Regions from separate parts of the Homo sapiens genome. Here region 1 is linked to region 2. Evidence: read pairs that join two places in POLR2A ChIA-PET (ENCODE). Cell type or tissue: PC-9. All regions are shown on one strand. Each heading gives the region's core, and the rest is flanking DNA. Links, peaks and the distances in the headings are about the cores only.

Region 1 (4,401 bases), core at 98-4,097, 78 kb before region 2:
TTACACATTGCAGATGCTGAAAAAATGTTTCATTCACAGGGCAGACACTCACTGAGCGCTCTGTTTGTTTTATTATTTATTTATTTTTATTTTTTGAGACAAGGTCTCCCTCTGTGCCCAGGCTGGAGTGCAGTGGCACCATCTTAGCTTACTGCAGCCTGGAACTCCTGGGCTCAAGCAATCCTCCCCTCCTACGTAGCTGGGGCTACAGGCACACACTACCACATCTGGTTAATTTTTTAAACTTTTTGTTGAGACAGTGTCTCACCATGTTGCCCAGGCTGGTCTCAAACTCCTGGGTTCAAGAGATCCTCCAGCCTCAGTCTCCCAAAGTGCTGGAATTACAGACTTTGTGTCAAGTCAGAAGAAATTAAGGCAAGGGGCACTTCCAAATCTGTTAAGACCCATTCACCTGCATGTGCAGTTTTGGGATTTGCTCCTCAAAAACTCTGAGCACTCCTAGATGAATCAAGTTCAAAAATATTCTGTTAGAGAATCTGGCCTGAGTAAATAGAAGGTGAACCAACCTCTAACTTTTTATCTTTACTATACTCCATGTAATGTCAAGTCTTCATAGCTCATCTAACAAACTCTAACACCTTATACCTGGAGTTAATTTTTTCTTTTTTTGTAATTTTTAAAATTTTTTTTATTTAGATACTGATGTTTATTTTCCATGTTGCTTAAGAACCCGTGCAAGAACAGCTTAAGACCTTCCAGTGGTTGCTCCTACCCATTCAGTGGCCTGAGCAGTGGGAGCTGCAGACCAGTCTTCTATGGCAGGCTGAGTGCTCCAGTCTTCAGAAGGGAACTGCTGAAGAGGCACAGAAGGCACCTGCATGCCTTCAGATCAGTGTGCAACCTCAGGCTGAGTAGCAGTGAACTCAGGAGCTGGAGCAGTCCATTCACACTGAAATTCCTCCTTGGTCACTGCCTTTTCAGTAGCAGCCTGCTCTTCTTTTTTAATCACTTCAGGATCTCTGTAGAAGTAGAGTTCAGGCATGACCTCCCATGGATGTTCACGGGAAATGGTGCCACGCACGCGCAGAACTTCCCGAGCCAGCATCCACATCAAACCCACGGAGTGAGCTCCCTTGTTGTTGCATGGGATGGCAATGTCCACATGGCACAGAGGAGAATCTGTGTTACACAGAGCAATGGTAGGTAGGTTAACATAAGATGCCTCTCTCTATGAGAGGCTGGTCTTCAGCCCTGGGGTCAGTAACCACAAGAAGCCATGGCTCCCAGAAGGCTGTCTGCATCTGAAGGTTCCAGGAGTGAAGTGACCAGCAATTGGATTGGCTCCAGTGGCAGCAGCAAACTTCAGCATGGCTCTCTGGCCAGTATTCCTGGAGGATATAACACTGACATCTGCAGGGTTTTCAACGGCAACAATGGCATGAGCTGCCAGCAGAAGCTTCTCCCAGGTCCTCTTCAGATTTATAATGTAGATGCCATCACTTTTCCTTTTAGAGATGTACTATTCCATCTGGAAGTCAAGACTGGTGCCACCTAAGTGGGTTCCTGCTGCAAGGAACTTAAGGACATCCTCCTTCATTTGCAGGACATCAAGGGCTCTGGACATTGTGAAAGTTTCCCTTTAAGTTACAACGGGAATCCAGAACAACGCCGTATGGACCCCTCTGTGGGTAGCACAGAAAGGCCTTTTTTTTTCTTTTTTTAAAGTCGGAGTCTCGCTCTGCCACCAGGCTGGAGTGCAGTGAAACAATCTTGGCTCACTGCAACCTCCAACTCCCTGGTTCAAGTGATTCTCCTGCCTCAGCCTCCCGAGTAGCTGGGACTACAGGCACACGCCACCACGCCCAGCTAACTTTTGTATTTTTAGTAGAGACAGGGTTTCACCATGTTGGCCAGGATGATCTCAATCTCCTGACTTAGTGATCCATCTGCCTCGGCCTCTCAAAGTGCTGGGATTACAGGGAGCCACCGTGCCCAGCCTTTTCTTTCTTATATATAAACATAAGAATAAAAAAATGAATTTTTGGATATTTATATGACATAATGCCATAATTTCAGTGGATGCTCATAAGTACCTCTTGTGGTATCTAAAAATGTTGATTATAAAATGGTCATCAGATCCTACCCTGTGAAATGTTTTACTGTTTTGATTCAGTTGCAAATACAGAGATTTATTTAAAAGGATTTAAAATACCACAAATGGTGACTCAGAGTTAATCCTTGAGGATTTAAGAGAAGTATGAAAAATATTTATCTTTTAAAGAAGAGCTTAAGAAAAATATATACAGTATTGAGGAAAAAAGAGCAGCCCACTCAGAAAACTGTTAATGTATCCTACACACTGTATTCACAAGTGTATTCCATATACTTCCCCTTTCCTCTACAGTACAGGCATGGTAAAATGGAATAAACCAGCTCAATTTTTAGTTCTGACCAAAAAACACTACTCACTGGAAATACTTCCCTATATGAAACAGTATGAATTCTAGCTTTTCACTGCAACTACTAAAATAACTTTTTCAGGTGGTTGTTTTTACAGATACACTTTTAACACTTTTTTTAAACTTCATGGCTATACACTAAATGCACTGAGTAGAAAAGAAAATCACCTAGCCAGGCAATTACGTTTGTCTGACTTTGTTTTATTAACACAATAGGACCATCTCATTTTTAACCTTCCACTTCTCCCACCTGTAAATGACAGAAGTGTCTTACCCTCTTTATACCTGCAAGATCCTCTCAATTTTCTGAAAAGAGGACAGAGATTCAAAGTTTCCTTTTTTTTAAAAAAAAAATATCCTTTTCATAGCACGTGAAGACATATATATATATATATATATATATATATATATATATATATATATACACTTTTTTTTTTTTTTGAGATGGAGTCTCGCTTTGTTGCCCAGGCTGGAGTGCAGTGGCGCGATCTGGCTCATTGCAAGCTCCGCCTCCCGGGTTCACGCCATTCTCCTGCCTCAGCCTCCCGAGTAGCTGGGACTACAGGCACCTGCCACCACGCCTGGCTAATTTTTTTGTATTTTTAGTAGAGATGGGGTTTCACTGTGTTAGCCAGGATGACAGGCACCTACCACCAACGCCTGGCTAATTTTTTTGTATTTTTAGTAGAGATGGGGTTTCACTGTGTTAGCCAGGATGGTCTCGATCTCCTGACCTCATCATCCACATGCCTCAGCCTCCCAAAGTGCTGGGATTACTGGCGTGAGCCACCGTGCCCAGCTGAAGACTTACACACTTCTAAGAGGCAATAACTACAGAAAAACTTTCATTATGTTTGCTAGCAAGATCATGAAAAGACCTTTAAACAGCCATTAAAGAAACCCCAACCACTCCAAACCACATTAACATACAAAGGACTTTAAAAGGGAAGAGGGAACTACTTCACTACTTTGGCTCAGACAATGCACTATCTTCAAAGTTGTAGTCTTTGGGATTATTTTACTCATGTTAATTTGACTATGTACTCAGCTCTGCATATTTTAATACAAGCATTGCACTGTGTGTAAATATTCTCGAACATTGCATTTCTGACCAAAGCTAAGCAACTGGTCTGAAAAAATAAACTTCTGTTCTACTTTATAAAGACTTGTGATTTGCCTCTATTCTATACTACTGTACCAGTAATAGAATAGACCATTTTGCTTTCTGCCTTGAGTTTCTGACTTACTGCTCTTTCTAAGTAATGCTGGTATCAAGCTTCTAAGAACTAAACATTAGTTTAGGGTTTGCTTATGTGTGTAAAATTATTTCCCATTTCTTAAATCAGAAGGCATGAAGAGTATAATTAACATCCATTAAAGGCTAATAAGCTGCTGGAGCAAACTCCTAATTGAAATTTACTTAGGAAGCTATTAAGTACTGCTAGGGAAAGCCTTTCAGTGAACAAGCTTCCAGTGAAGAGTAGATTATCATGTGATGAAATCCACAAATAATAAACTGGCCCACATGACCCCTAGCCTAATGCACAGTTTATCCTATTTGAAACCATAATACCCTTGTGTTAGTATCCCTCACAAAAGTTGGGGTGCCAAGACAATGCCTCTAAACATTCAAAATAATTACTTAAAGAAACCCCAAATGGTAGAAGAGTTGAAGCCCTAGGAAACAATTCTACTCTTTCTTATTGGTAAGGTAGAACGTTTCAAACTTGATGTGATAGGCTCTTTGAGTTTGTAACCACTAAATTACTGTATCTGAGCATATAATAATAAAACTGTGGTGATCCCCATGTTCTTTTCAGGAGACCAAATACATTTATTTTCTCTGAAGATGGGCTATATCTACTGATAGAATAATTTTTTTGGTTTCTAGTGTAAAAGTTTACCTTTATGTTCACAATTAAATGTAAACAGGTCAGGGTTACTCTGCTTCTATTGATTAATGATTTATCTGGTGTGCTTA
Region 2 (4,401 bases), core at 198-4,197:
CTGGATGGATGTGCTGCTGCCACATAAAGGGCCATGCAAGCCAAGGGAAGAGGCAGAGGCACTCCGAAGAGCAAAAGAGCGCGGCAGAACAGCTTCGAGCTATGGAATGGCATTATCAGATTGGTATTTCAGAAAAGTCACTCTGGCTGCCTTGATAAGACAGCTAAGAGGGGCCCAAGAGGAGGCAGAGAGCAGCAACTGCAACTGGCTATTGCAGCAATCCAGAAGAAAGGCAAATATCGCCTAGGCAAGAGTGGCCAATAAATCAAGATACTTGGAAGGTAAAACCGACAGGGTTTGGTCACTGGGTGTGGAGAATGAGAGAGAGAGAAAAGTCAAAGAAAACCTTCTGGCTGAGCCACTGTACAAGGAACAGCCAAGAGGACCAGGTTTAAGGGAAAGGATGATAAGATCTGCTGTGGGCATTCTGACTCTGAGTTGCTGTGGGCTATATAAGCAGTTTTGGATTTAAACCATTAGAGCCATAGATCTGGAATGAGAAATGGGCTGAGAAAGAGTACTCAAATTATCAACATATAATTCAGGGCATTTAACTAGGTGTTAAGAGCCATAGATGAGCTTTAAAGGTCAGAAAACATCCAAGATTATAATAATGTTTGTGTATAAGTTAGTAAGAGTTCTTATGGGAACTGGGAGCCTCAAATTTTCAAAGGAGTTCACGATTTCACAACAGATGAAGAACCAACTAACAAAGATGAAAAGAGGAGGAGACCAACCAGGGCTAGCACTGGAACCCTCAAGAACTCCAACACTTAGGAACATCAGAGACTGGTGTTTAAATAAGGGTGATGGAAAAAGGACCCAGCTGTATTCCATTATGAAATGAACAGCAGGTGAAAAAGAGGAAGAGCCAAATGTAAACAACAATGCAAGAGTCTGGCTGGGAAAAGGAGAAACAGAAATCAGATCTTACTCCAGCCTCATCTTTGAAAACTGAATCCATCTTTTAAGGTGCTGGTGAAATGCCTCTTGCCACCTTCATTAAGCCTTCACAGAGTACCTGAATTAACCTCTCTGCTGGATTCTTCTACCAGAATGTCTCACACATCACTGATCATGATGTAATTTGTAGAACTAAGTGCAACCTATGTCCCCTAGCAGCACACAGCTCTCAAAGGTGAAAACAGTGTTCACTTGGTCCTCTTCTTTTGCATTCTTCACAGTGCCCTGTTCATGTGGGCATTCACTCTGACGGAAAGGATTTTATCTGGGAGGGGAGAGATGGACCCCAACAGAACAACTGGTTAAGTAATATGACTTTGGACTAATCAATTCACCTCCCTTAGGCTTATTTTCATTCCCTGTAAAAGGAGTGGGTTGGATTCTTGACTGGTGGAGAAGGAGATATGTGTAATTAGAAAAAAGTTTCAATATAGCTATTGTTTTTGTAATGCAAATCATAGAAAGTAAAACTGGATTAAAAGCCAAAGGACACTCAAACAATACATGAGAGAGGAGTGGGTTAGAAAAGGTTAAGAAACATTGGACAAGAGAATTTACAATTTTAGGCTCAAAATTCTACAATTATTTGATTGTGCTGTTCAAGAGTATATGCAAGGCACCATACTGTATATTTGAGACAAGAGAACAAATGCCATCTCTGTCCTCTGGAAATTAATATCCTATTACAAACACCGAAGAATGATAAATGAAGCCATAATTTTCACAGATTCCTGTGTATATACCTTTTTCTCTGTATACTGTGGGTCACTATGAAAATCAACTAGAAAAATATATTACGCTTGCTTTTCCCATTTGAAACAGTCAACATTTATAAATTTGACTCTCAACTATTTGACTGCTTAAAGGAATAGAAAGAAAAATAATACCGTTCAACAGCACCAGTTTAATTGTGTGCCTTTTTCTTTGGAGGTAAATGACCTACATACCCAGCAAAGATTACTCAGAAGGCTTTGGTTTTATGTAACAGCATCACTAGGAACAAAGTACCTTCCCAAATATTTTACATTATTAGGAGTTCAATATTTCCTTTTACCTTTTCTCAACACTTCAAACATTTAAACCTGAAACTGTCAAGAACATGTAAAGTAAATAATCCTACATAACTTTGGGGTCAATTATAACTTTGCCAGAGGGTAGAGGGTTCAAAAAATACCTCCCTAGCTGAATGAGGTAATCGTTCCTCATCAAGCTCTACACAACAGCACTGGAATTCAAAACGCTGAAGGTAGCTTTTACCTAGTATCTCTCTTACAAAAGTCAAAGATTAAAGCACTTCTCTCTCGATAATCAAGGAGTCATCCCTCCACCAGCACCTTAGTCTTGGCAACTCCAACTCTGGCCACAGCAGTGATGGGAATGTGCTAAGGACTGGAACTGGGAAGGCACACAGGCAGGTAATTCTTTCATCAGGTAGTCATCTCAGGGAGGAGTTCTGCCAGTCAGAAAGTGGCCTAACCACATTTCCCAATACAGCAGTAACTAAAAGCTGCATTTCAGGAGAGAAAAACATCTACATGCTAGTTGGAACATTATTATTTCTATTCTTGATTACTAAGTAAGAGTGACACAAATTAACACTCTCTTTTTAGAGAAAAGTTTCGTGAAAGAATGTGTGTGTAAAGATTGGGACACAAATATTTTGTGATTTTTGATGTCTAGGCTTATATCACAGAGAAGCAGAAATGAATAGGAAAAGAGAGAGTAGGGAACTATGGCACAGAGTGCTTTTACCTTCCTCTCATTTAAAAAGTTAGCAAATAAAATGTTACAACAACTGGCTGGCTAATGAGTTAAATACAACAATAAAAACTACAACGAGGCAAGAGATCACTTGGGGCCAGGAGTTCAAGACCAGCCTGGGGAATGTAGAGACCCTGTCTCTATTTTCTATTTAAAACAAAAACTACAACAAAATGAGTTGAGTTCTTCCAATGCTTATGTCCAGGATTTCGTTTCACAAAAGCAAATGTGAAACTTGCTTAACTTAAATTACATTTACCTGCTTATTTCATGTTTAAATAGCTAAATATCTCTAGGCAATAATGATAAATAACCAAGCAATGTAAAAGTAAGTTAGAAGACCTTGGTATTATTTGACATTTTGCCCCTCTTCTGACAGGAGGATGGCCTCCTCTCACTTTTCTCTTGAAATGTAAAATGGAAGTTTGATGCTTTCCCCTACGTGCAGTATTCTTAAAGAAGTATGTATAAAGCTGTTTTCAAAATAAATTTAAACTACATGAGTCAAACCAAAAGAAAATAAATAAAAAAGGGAAAGGAAAAACAACAGGATAGTTAAAGCAAAGTTTAATATTTGTCTTCCTAAAAAAAGAAAGGCTTAATATTTTTACATTGAAATGTTTGGACTCTTGGTATGTTGTTTTTAATTCATGAGACAATGTGGCCATTTGTTTTTTCCTCTTAGGACATTGTTTTTTGAACACATAACTTAAGAGAACTACCTAGGCCAAGTATGAATTCAAAGTAAAAAGCTGGGAGAAAAGAAAACCACCATCAGAAAAGCACTTGGTAAATTTGGCATTCTTTCTAATATATAAAAATAAAAGAAAACTCAGTTTAGAAAGATGATAAACATTATTGAAACACACACTAAGAGGTGAGGAAAGAATGATTAAATGGTAGAAAAAAGTTAACTCACATTTCTCCTTCTAGAAGCTCTATTCCTTTATAACTTATATCCTTCACGTGCAGTTTGCATATAGTAGCTCTGCTAAAAACAACCACATGGAAAATTTTTGTTCCAGATAATACTGCAGGACAGGGCTTGGCAGCTACAAGTTGTAATCAGAATGCTTCAAGAGCTAATGTAACAGAGATAACAACCAAACATGCATTACAGTGCATAGTCTTAATTCTTTTTAAAAACGGGCTGGGAGAAGGTCAAAAGCTCTTAGGTTATAGTGTACTTTATTCAGTAATGCGACCTTTTAAACTAGGGAGAACTTCGCTCCTATGAATAAGTGAATTGCTTAAAAGAGAAATGATTCTTTTTTCCAGTTAGGGCATTCTTCTATTATTTAAGATGCTCAAACATAGAAGCCTAGAATGAGCAAAAAATTCCAGTTCCTAAAAATGACTTTTCTCAGCAATTCTACAGGCCTAAATTGTCATCTACAATTTATTGAGGCTCCTATAGCCATCCCACTGGCAACGGAAGAGCCTAGTTATTTAATAAATATGGAAATCCACAGTACAATGGGCCACTTTTTGCCAGGGGTAATATAAAAAAGAAAGAATGCTAATTTTATGTGTGTTATACCCCAAGAGGGGAGAATAAAGAGAACTGTGACTTGATAAGTTTTCTGTATTAGTTGGCAGACTGAGATAAAAGGAGTCACAGAAAGATCGTGACTTCAATCCAAGTTCAAATGGCAAATTCAGATGGAGCTCTAACTT

Evidence for each region. Peaks named below come from ENCODE experiments on the same cell type or tissue, not always from the same donor. Only the 100,000 strongest peaks of a DNase experiment are listed, where the experiment ranks them.
Region 1: POLR2A ChIA-PET joins it to region 2 with 7 read pairs; 5 of 35 experiments call an interaction of 5 or more read pairs at or near these places.

The regions. Positions count from the first base shown.
Region 1 is chr4:143,422,236-143,426,636 of GRCh38, reverse strand. The region is part of intron 2 of GAB1 (GRB2 associated binding protein 1); the gene reads right to left. It also overlaps the pseudogene RPSAP36. Among named protein-coding and RNA genes, the nearest start is that of MIR3139, 81 kb to the right of the region's middle. In PC-9, for the core only: no CTCF peak of the experiment used is centred there; no DNase peak of the experiment used is centred there.
Region 2 is chr4:143,344,378-143,348,778 of GRCh38, reverse strand. The region is part of intron 1 of GAB1 (GRB2 associated binding protein 1); the gene reads right to left. Among named protein-coding and RNA genes, the nearest start is that of MIR3139, 3.1 kb to the right of the region's middle. In PC-9, for the core only: no CTCF peak of the experiment used is centred there; a DNase peak (open chromatin) is centred at 2,348; H3K4me3 peaks cover 1,746 bases.